Linked DNA regions of Homo sapiens: region 1 is linked to region 2. The links are chromatin loops, found by intact Hi-C in ENCODE. Cell type or tissue: heart left ventricle. All regions are shown on one strand. Links, peaks and the distances in the headings refer to the core of each region. The heading gives the core; the rest is flanking DNA. Region 1 overlaps ARFGEF3 (ARFGEF family member 3). Region 2 has its middle 10 kb from the start of HEBP2.

Evidence for each region. A loop is a pair of places that touch in the nucleus more often than their neighbours do. Peaks named below come from ENCODE experiments on the same cell type or tissue, not always from the same donor. Only the 100,000 strongest peaks of a DNase experiment are listed, where the experiment ranks them.
Region 1: it touches region 2 in a loop (2.2-fold over the local background); 33 of 110 quality-filtered maps call a loop at or near these places.

What each region holds. Positions count from the first base shown.
Region 1 is chr6:138,287,160-138,292,539 of GRCh38, forward strand. It overlaps ARFGEF3 (ARFGEF family member 3), which reads left to right. Exons shown (of 34, transcript NM_020340.5): 17 at 1-25; 18 at 2,659-2,809; 19 at 4,574-4,894. Among named protein-coding and RNA genes, the nearest start is that of PBOV1, 71 kb to the left of the region's middle. RefSeq lists an enhancer at 1-288. In heart left ventricle, for the core only: a CTCF peak has its summit at 2,848 (motif pointing right); a DNase peak (open chromatin) is centred at 2,802.
Region 2 is chr6:138,391,576-138,396,955 of GRCh38, forward strand. No RefSeq gene overlaps it. Among named protein-coding and RNA genes, the nearest start is that of HEBP2, 10 kb to the right of the region's middle. In heart left ventricle, for the core only: no CTCF peak of the experiment used is centred there; no DNase peak of the experiment used is centred there; H3K27ac peaks cover 553 bases.

The sequences.
Region 1 (5,380 bases), core at 286-5,285, 100 kb before region 2:
GAACCCAGTGATGCCATCACACAAGGTAACAACTGGAGGGCCAGAACCCACCTGGTGCCTTGGGTGCAGTATGCACACACCTGCACAGGCCTACACACGCCAGCCAACACTCGTGCCTGTTCTGTGTGTGATGCCCGGTATGTATACACCACTGATCACGAGATCCCATTGAGCCACAGGCTTGGGTCTCTTCCATGTAGGTGACCTACAGAAGATCTCTCTGGAGAATGAGAGACATACTGACCCCTGGTGGCAAGGAAAGTGCAGCAGGCCCAGGGGGACCCACCTGGCTGAACTGTTCACACCTGTCATCTAGTCACTGGCTTTGGCACTTCACACAAGTGCACACTTGAAGACCCTTCGGGTTATAGTGGGGAAGGCAGATTGGCCAGTTTTCTAAAGGGGAAATTAAGCAGACGAAGAAAATTCATGAGGGGAGGCTCAGGAAGAAGAGGCTCTTATCAGAGAAAAATCTGAGCTTTGTGAACTCGAGAAATGGCTGATTTTTAACTTGATGAAATCAGTGAGTCGGTGAAGCTGATGATTATCTGGATCTAAGGGAAAAGAATGACCATCCTGGTAGCAACAGAAGATACAAGGCAGGCAGCAAACAAAAGGAAAAATGCCAGCTTGGTCCAAATTGTGTAACTACTATCAGATATGTACAGTAACAAGTCACTGAGTCAGCTGTACATTTTTAGCTGAGAAACACAATTTAGGTCCGTGTTTCTCAGACTTGAATAAAATTTAGAGACCCATTTGAAAACAAAATCGCTCTCACAGATCCCCAGCGTTAACTGAAAAAGGAGTCTCACAATTTTACTTAAGTATTTTACAACCATGAACTACATAAAAATCCTTACATTCACAGTTCTTTAAAAAAAAAACCACAAAACCAAGACCACGATATTCAGATTAAAAACAAATAAAAAATAAGATTAAGGCCGGGCACAGTGGCTTACGCCTGTAATCCCAGTACTTTGAGAGGTCGAGGAAAGCGGATCACTTGAGCCCAGGAGTTCAAGACCAGCCTGGGCAACATAGCAAAACCCTGTCTCTACTAAAAATACAGAAATTAGCCAGGCATGGTGGCATGTGCCTGTAGTCCCAGCTACTCGGGAGGCTGAGGTGGGAGGATCACCTGAGCCTGGGGAGGTTCAGGCTGCAGTGAGCAATAATCATTCCATTGCACTCTAGCCTGGGTGACAGAGTGAGACCCTATCTCAAAAAAATAGATAAAACAGCCAGGCGCAGTGGCTTACACTTGTAATCCCAGCACTTTGGGAGGCTAAGGTGGGCGGATCATTTGAGGTCAGGAGTTTGAGACCAGCCTGGCCAACATGGTGAAAGAAACCCCGTCTCTACTAAAAAATACAAAAATTAGCTGGGCGTGGTGGTGGGTGCCTGTAATCCCAGCTACTTCAGAGGCTGAGGCAGGACAATTGCTTGAACCTGGGAGAGGTTGCAGTGAACCAAGATGAAGCCACTGCACTCCAGCCTGGGTAACAGAGTGAGACACCATCTCAAATAAATAAATAAAATTAGTATCACATTTATGAGACAAATGATGTTTTGCTAAAAATCACTTTGCTCCTTACATTAGGAGATGGTTTGGATTCCTTTGAGGTTGGCTTGCTATATTTCTGGGTTCTGGACCATCACTTAGTTATCCTACCACATGCAATGACTTGAAACCTTTGTTCAAGGAGGACACTGTGGTTTGGCCTTGCCTTAGCATTTTGCATTACTGACATCTGAAGTCACCTTCTGCATTCTTTCTCATTAGTCATCTACAATTTTTTTTTTCTTTTGAGACCGAGTTTCACTCTTGTTGCCCAGGCTGGAGAGCAATGGCACCATCTCGGCTTACTGCAATCTCCGCCTCCCAGGTTCAAGCTATTCTCCTGCCCCAGCCTCCTGAGTAGCTGGGATTACAGGCATGTGCCACCATGCCCGGCTAATTTTGTATTTTCAGTAGAGACAGAGTTTCTCCATGTTGTTCAGGCTGGTCTCGAACTCCCAACCTCTGGTGATCCACCTGCCTTGGCCTCCCAATGTGCTGGGATTACAGATGTGAGCCACCACACCCAGGCTACAATTTTTTAAAGTATTATTTGGAGCTCACAAATACAAACTCAAGGGATGAAATGAAATTGGTCATTTTCAGTGATAGAGCAGTCATTCTGGTGCTCAAAATATACGTAAATAAGTTGTTTTAGAGATGATGATCATAATGAGAGCCTAACATTACAATAATCTCAGAGAAAACTTGCAGAAAGCCAGGAATTCTTCCATTTGACCAATTTTTGGGAAGGGTGAAAGGTCTGGGCCCAGATGGTTTTAGCTGGAATTGGCTCATGAAACCCATCCACACTGCTGTGCCTGACCCAGAGCCCATGAAAGGGCCTGGAAGGAATGGCACCTGCCAGCTCAGGATCCATCCCACTTCTGGAGCTGGAGAGCTGGGGCCACCAGCACGTGGGACCTGCTGGCTGGGTGGTTTGCATGATGGTCCGCAAGGACCTACTGTGGAGGTGCTTGCTGCCACTGAAGTCTGTCCTTTCCCTTTTGCCCTTGCATGACACACATTCTTTCATTTTCATTCTTTCTGTCTCCCTTACTCAACCTGTTATTTTAATAAATGTCTTTCTGGCACAGTGAAACTAAAAGTGGAGCAGAAACTGGAGCAGATTGGGAAGGTGCAGGGGGTGTGGCTGCACACTGCCCACGTCTTGTGCATGGAGGCCATCCTCAGCGTAGGCCTGGAGATGGGAAGCCACAACCCGGACTGCTGGCCACACGTGTTCAGGTGCATGACGGGCTCCCACCCCCAGATGGCACTAACCCTGCCTTGGGAAACCTGGAGTGGGCTGTGGCAGGTGGAGAGGGGTGGCCTTAAGAGCCTGCCAGCATGTAAATCAATTATAACAATTCACAGAGTTTGATTAAACTTCAAATGAGACGTGAAAAGAGAAGAGGGAATAAGGGCCCAACTGAATGTATGTTTTGAAGAACAGGGGACAGAACTGGGTCTGAGGAATTGTGACTTTTCTATTGACATTTTTATGAGAGAAGGAAGGAAGAAAAACCAATTAAATAATTGATTGAGATGACTAAGTGAATACTGTGCAAATCTAAAACTGGTCATGTCTCCTCAATATTACATTGCTATATGTTTATCAATGTCCTCTTTACTTAAAGAAGGATTTCAGATAGCTTATTTGCATACATAAAATACAAGATACCTACTTTTAATTTAGCTAGACTGAAACAAAACAAAACAAAACAAAAAATCGTACACCTCTGCCAAAGACAGGCCAAAAATTTAGCTCTAAGCATTGTAGCATCAAAGTGAAAAGAAACTCCCAGTGAGTTATATAGTGCACAGTGCCTGTAAGATGAAAACCAGCAATAGCTCCAGAGTCCAAGTCCTCTTACAACTAAGACTGAAAGCACGTCTCCCCAAGCATTGCATCAGGACAGACCCAGTACCGTGGAAGGAGCACTGCCCATGGAACAGGGCGGGGGCTGGCCACACTGTTCCTTCTCCTTCTCTGCAGCACATGCCTCACACTCACTCCAAACCCAGGTCTAGGCAGAGCAGGCATGGGGCAAGAGTGGCCAGGGCAATGGCCAATGGCCCAGGGCACCAGCCAGAGCTGGGTTCAGTTTCACGTCTTCAAAGCAAATATAGCCATGAGTGTTTGTTGAGCAAAATGGTTCTATTATGAAGGCTGCTGACCTGCTGCTCTTTATTGCTCTAACAAGAAAAGAAAAGAAAAAAGAAAATAAAAAGGCTCTCCTGGTACACAAGCAGCGGGTAAGGGATTGAAAAATTCCTTGATTCTAGAACATCAGAGTGGATTATCCATGATGCTCTTTACCAGTAAACAGACTTACTCCGAGATGAGGGACCTTGCGAACCATCTTCGTCCCAGGTTCTGTTGGGAACAAACCATTTAGGAGTTGGCAGTTGTAGCACATGTGGTGACCCTTCTCTGTGTCTGCCATAATTCGGTGACTGCCCTCCCACCCGGCCGCCACCCACCCCACCCAGACTTGAGTTATGTGGCGCCGTCGGGACCAGGCAGGACGTGGCTGGGCAGAACCCACTGTGGCTAGTTGGCCTCTCCGTCATAGGTATAGCCATTCTGGGATCCCATCGTAGGGAAACGCTTCCCAACTCCTAATCAGAGCACTATATGGAGGGAAAGAGGGTGCCTGGGGAAAAATGGCTCAAACAGCAGGAGGGCAGATAAGCCAGTAAGCCGGATGAGGCAGGGGGACTGGATGAACTGGGCTTCATTGCCCGTCTTTCTCCCAGCCTGGGGTGGGAGAACCCAAATAATCCTTTACCCATTTCAAGGCTGTCTGGTCCAACTCAAATACTACTAATAATAATGCTGTGTGACATGAGAACACAGGAGGGAAGGACTGACTGTCATCACAGGAAAGAGGAAAGCTGGGGAGCTTGCAGAGCTGGCTGCATTTCCTTTGTCTGGCACTGTGGGGTTTATGGAGCTGCCGGGGTGAGCTGCAGCGCCTAACAGCTGCTTGTCTGTGCTCTTTCTAGGGTGTGTGAATACGTGGGCACCCTGGAGCACAACCACTTCAGCGATGGTGCCTCGCAGCCCCCTCTGACCATCAGCCAGCCCCAGAAGGCCACTGGAAGCGCTGGCCTCCTTGGGGACCCCGAGTGTGAGGGCTCGCCCCCCGAGCACAGCCCGGAGCAGGGGCGCTCCCTGAGCACGGCCCCTGTCGTCCAGCCCCTGTCCATCCAGGACCTCGTCCGGGAAGGCAGCCGGGGTCGGGCCTCCGACTTCCGCGGCGGGAGCCTCATGAGCGGGAGCAGCGCGGCCAAGGTGGTGCTCACCCTCTCCACGCAAGCCGACAGGTGCGCGGCGCCGGCCTCCCACGCCCCGGGAGCCTGCTTACCAGGCGACACCCACATCCATCTGGTTTCAGTCATGCCAGGGACGACCCATTTGTTAGCCAATCACTTAAATCTCTTCCATCTTTTTCAAGCTTAGTTCTCTCTACCATTACATCCATACTTGGAATGAAACGTTTTCTACTAACACTGGAGGGTCTGAGGTAGGCCACCTGGGGTCAAAGCGCTGCGCTTACTCTGGGATCTCAGGCAACCTCACCTCCCTGGGCCCTGCCTGGCTTCTCCATTGGTAAAATAGGGTCATTTTTTAAAAGTAATTCTGTCACCGTGTAGTTGTGAGGGTAAATTAATTAGTAACTTGATGCACCTGGAGCGGAGCTTGGAAAATGGTAAAAATCCTCTATTATGATTATGGCTGTTTTCAAAAATCCCACATGCATGTGTTACTTATTGATGCCCAACAACCATGCGAGGGTGAAGAGGGAAAAT
Region 2 (5,380 bases), core at 330-5,329:
TGGGTGTTTTGTTTTGTTTTGTTTTGTTTTGTTCTATTTTGTTTTTGAGATGGAGTCTCGCTCTGTCACCCAGGCTGGAGTGCAGTGGCACAATCTCGGCTCACTGCAACCTCTGCCTCCTGGATTCAAGGGATTCTCATGCCTCAGCCTCCCAAGTAGCTGGGACTACAGGCATGTGCCACCATGGCCAGATAATTTTTATATTTTTAGTAGAGATGGGGTTTCACCATGTTGGCCAAGATGATCTCCATCTCTTGACCTCATGATCCACCTGCCTCGGCTGGGATTACAGCCTAAAGTGCCGGGATTACAGGCATGGGCCACTGCACCCGGCCCCTCCAAGTTTTTATACAATGCACATAGTTGGATGTTTTGAAGGGCCAATATTTGCATTCTTCGTCTACTGGATTCTGAACAAATTGGAGAAAAAATTAAATATTCTGATTTGAAGTGCTGAATCTTCCTTTCTCTACATTGTTCATTATTTATTGGTTCCTTTATCATATTACTAGGATCTGAGGGTTGTTGGGACAATCCAATGTTAAAACACACATCTGCCTAAGGACAGAGCAAGTATCAGCTCCTATCTGTATTTACCAACCCATGTTATACATCAAGCACTCTCACTCTCTCATAAGGAAACTAAAACATCCGAATTGCTTGTGGTAGGACCAGGGCCAATCAGGCACACCAGGCACCATCCCCAAAGCTCACCTTACCTTTAGGGTCCCATGAAAATGTTTTAATTTATTTTAAAATCAGAAGAAAAAAAAACTCTTGGGATCAAAGATTATATTCATCTTTACACCAATACAGTCATAAAATGTAATTTGTATATTTTATAAGTTTCACGTGGAGGAAGGAAACCACGAAGGCAAAAGTGCCTTAGGCCTGCAATAGTCACAATGTAGCCCTGGGAAGCAGGTTATCCTGATTCAATGTAAGCAAAATTCAGACAAGGAAACAAGAAATTGGATGTTTTTTCAGAGAAAATAAGAATTAATTTCTCTTTCCTCCCCAACACACATTCAGTGGTCCTAGCCAGACTTTCATTCCCTTATTTTCTCCCATTTTGCTAATGCCATCATAACAATAAGTTATAAAGTGATGTTAATAAGTTTTCTTCTATATGCAGAACATATAAGAACATATGTCATTGAATCTTCTTGGCTCTAAATTATTCATTATTTATTTATTCCTTTATCATACTAATAGGATCTACTTCAGAGGTTTATTGGGACAATCCAGTGTTCAAACACACATCTGCCTTAAGGACAGAGCAACTATTGCAAATGGAGTGTCCTCTACGTCAAGTGAAGGTCTAAGGGAACTCTAGCTGTGAGAGCAATACAAATGGATTCCAACCTTTCTGTACGTCATCCACAAAGTTCTCATGCCTGGAGAAGCTAATGGGCAGAGGACCAGGAGAGTTCAATTAATGGATCTCAGGGCTTAATGAAATGGCCCAGAGTTTTCATTCACAAAAAATCATACTCACAACTATCATTTATGGGGACACAACATGCAAAATATTGGGCTAAGCGATAACTGAGCATTTCCTCTTAGAATCCTCAAAATTGTATGTGATGAATACCAGCCATTTGTACCAATGAAGAAAGAGATTTGGTGAGGCTGAATCTCATGCCCAGGGCCAGAAAGTGGCAGAGGTCAGATGGAAACCCAGATTCTTACATGTGGGTTTAAGCCAAGCAGAGCACCCTCTTCTGACCTGGTGGAGGGTGGCTGCCCATGTTGAAGGACGCAGGCTACAGATTTTATGACTGTGGTGAGACTAAAATCATGGCAGTCCAGAAACTGATGCCCAATTCCTGTTCACTGGTATTAACAACATCCCAACACTTAACACTCTCACAAGTAGAATGAATTGTGTACTAGCCACAAAAAAGGGTATGACTTTGATTGTCCTATACTTTAAGTGAATGTCTAAAGAAACTCTAGCTGTGAAAGCAACATTCATGGATTCCAGCCTATCTGTACCTCATCCATTAAGTCCTAATGCCTGAAGAAGCTAATAATGTCAGGTCATCATGTGAACCTGGAAAAAAAACACATTTCTAAATATTAAATAAGCAAATAATAAAACCAAGTAAAATATAATTTTATATATTTAAATGTATGGCAATGAAAATGATGAGTATAGACTATAAAATAATATCATATAATCCATGTTAATACACAATAGTCTTCCTTAAGTATAAATACAAGCTAAGTATCCAGAGAATCAACCCCAAAAGTACTGCAATGATTGGAAAGGCTGAATCAGGTTTCAGTTGGACAGGAGACAGGGATAGTCATCTAAATTAGTGTTCTTCGAGGCATGGTCCATGAACTGATGCTGGCTCACAGGCTACTTGTTGACAGTCTGAGATAAGATAATAAGAGAAGTTGAGAGTAAGCATTTGTTACTAAAATGCCAGGGGTTCCATCTAAGTCCCATGGCTCACCAAACAGAAAGCCAATCACTGAGACAAGTATTGGCAGGGAAGAAGTCTTTACTCAGCTGCTGCAGCTGAAGAGATGAGAGATCTGTCTCAAATCCCCAACCAACTAAAATTAGCGGTGTATATAGCAGGGAAGAAATATAACTATGTGTGGGAAAACAGGAGTTAGGAAGGGGTAAGGAAGAGGAGTTGGTTAACAAGAGGCAAGTGGTCGGTTAGACAATCATGAAGGGTAAGGGGTCTGGCCTCACTGGCCAGATGCAATGATGCAATGATCTTGTAAGTTTCAGTTCCTTGATACTATCTGGGAGGCCTGACGGTTGGTTTCCTGAGAAAGGAACTCAAATAAAACAAAGATAACTTTCTAAAGTTTTAAGACTGGGCCAATTTCTATGTTTATTCAAAAGAAACCATGAACATCAGTTCTATGGCACAGTTGGGCTGGTTTCATGTTTAGAGACATTTATAGCAACTTATTTTTTACAAAATCCATGCATGTGATCAGTGGACTCATCTCACTGATATTGGTATAGACCAATTAAATTACTACAGAACTTGTGGGTTCAGTAGCCTATAGTATGAGCTGCACATGGTCCTGTGCAGTAGACACTCATGTTGGTTTAAGATGAACTGGAAATTTTAAAAATATATAAAGGATCTTTCATTGCAGATAGCTTGAGAGGCACTGATCCAGAAGATGAGATGTTACTCGTCTCATTACTCAGGCATTACTACTAAACCTTTTCTCCATGGTAGTGGATTTTTTTTTTTTTTTTTTTTTTTGACAGGGTCTTGCTCTATCACCGAAGCTCGAGTGGTGTGATCATGGCTCACTGCATCTTTGACCTCCAGGGCTCAAGTGATCTTCCCACCTCAGCCCCACTAGTAGCTGGGACTATAGGCTCAGCCACCATGCCCAGCTAAATTTTTAAAAAAAAAATTTTTGTAGAGACATGGTCTCATTATGTTGCTTAGGCTGGTATCAAACTCCTGGGCTCAAGTGACCCTCCTGTCTCAGCCTCCTAAAGTGCTGGGATTGCAGGTGTGAGCCAACACGCATGAGCTTGGAGGCAATTTTTAATCTGTTACTTATCTCTTCTGTGCCTGGGTCTCATTGTGCACATGTAGACACTCAACTGTAGAACAACCTAGGGAGACCATTATGCAGGACTTACGAGCAGGCTGAGAACTGACTAGTTTGCAGATCTGTTAAAGGTGCAGGCAGAGGAACTCCTCTTCTGGGAAGTTGGACACTGAACCTCTGTAACACCTATGTTCTCAGTCATTAGGGAGTCAAGTCCAATTCCTACTAATTCTTTATCTTAATAAAGAAATAATGCAGGCCAAGCATGGTGGCTCACACCTGTAATCCCAGCACTTTGAGAGGCTGAGGCTGGAGGATCACTTGAGCCCAGGAGTTAAAGACCCCATTGCTAAAAGAAATTTTTAAAGAAATTGCCAGCCATGGTGGTGTGTGCCTATAGTCCCAGCTACTCTGAAGGCTGATATGGGAGGATTGCTTGAGCCCAGGATCGTGCCACTGCACTCCAGCCTGGGTGATACAGCAAGACCCTATTTCCAAAAAGAAAAGAAAAGAAAAAGAAAAAAGAAAGGAAGAATACAATAATTCTACTGCAACAGTGAAAACCCCACATGTAATAGTTCAAAGAAACATCTTAGCAGCCCTAAATTTTTGGGAAATGGTCTTTCATCAAGTGATCTATTAGAAACATTTTACCTTAGCTGCATCAAAGATTAGTTCCTTTTAAGTGCTTTTGAGAATGTGAGCTATCTAGTTGTGATATATTTGGTCATCTATTTTTAACTTCAAAGCATAAACCTTTTAAAATCAGTATGGATGAGCCTCTCTTTTTTCATAAACACCTCCAACAAACTTAGAAGTTATATCAAGCCTCACTCTGATTAAAATTGGTATTTTAATTTTTAAAAGCATTTCCAGGTTTAGACTTTAGCTTTTTTATCCTCAACCCCACAACTCAGTGTCTCTTCATTTTCTGTGGCAGATAAGAAAGGTGGTTCTCAGGTGTTCCTAAAAACACTCAATTCCTATCTATGTGTCTGCCAAATTCTATGACTGGCATTCATTCAACATTTATCATGCAATTATGGATCAGGCACAGAGTAAAGTGCTCAGTGTAGGAGGCGCTTCACAGGTGGCTTTGTGCCTAAATCATTAATGGGTATTCTAATTCTCGTCAAAACTGAAGGAGAAGCCAGCCAAAAGAAAAGACTAAATTTCTTGTTAGAATACCAAGTTGCTACCCATTTTACAGTTATCACATATGAGACAGTGGTAACTATAGGGGGACCAGATAACCAGGTAACTGCTGAGAGCGGTGGCATGCAGCTGTAGTCCTGGCTACTCAGGAGGCTGAGGTAGGAGGATCCCTTGAGCACAGCAGTTCAAGGCTGTAGTGCTCTGGGATTGTGCCAATCACAATGTTATTTTTAAAAATAACATTATGCTTGCACTCCAACTTGGGCAACATAGTGAGGCCCTGTCTTTAAAAAAAAGAAAAGACCAGATATTTAACTATGTTATGAGTGCATGGATGACCCCAGAAAGGCCAAAATCAAATACTATTTGTTGATAAAACCCATTGTATTAGTCCGTTCTCACACTGCTGTGAAGAATTACCTGGGACTGGGTAATTTGTGAAGAAAAGAGGTTTAATTGACTCATAGATCTGCAGGTTTTATAGGAAGCATGGTTAGGAGGCCTCAGAAAACTTACAATCATGGCAAAAGGTGAAGGGGAAGCAAGCACGTCTTACCATGGCGGAATAGGAGACAGATAGTGAAGGTGGAAGTGCCACACACTTTCAAACAACCAGATCTCGTGAGAACTCACTTAGTATCACGAGAACAGCAAGGGGCAAGTCCACTCCCATGATCCA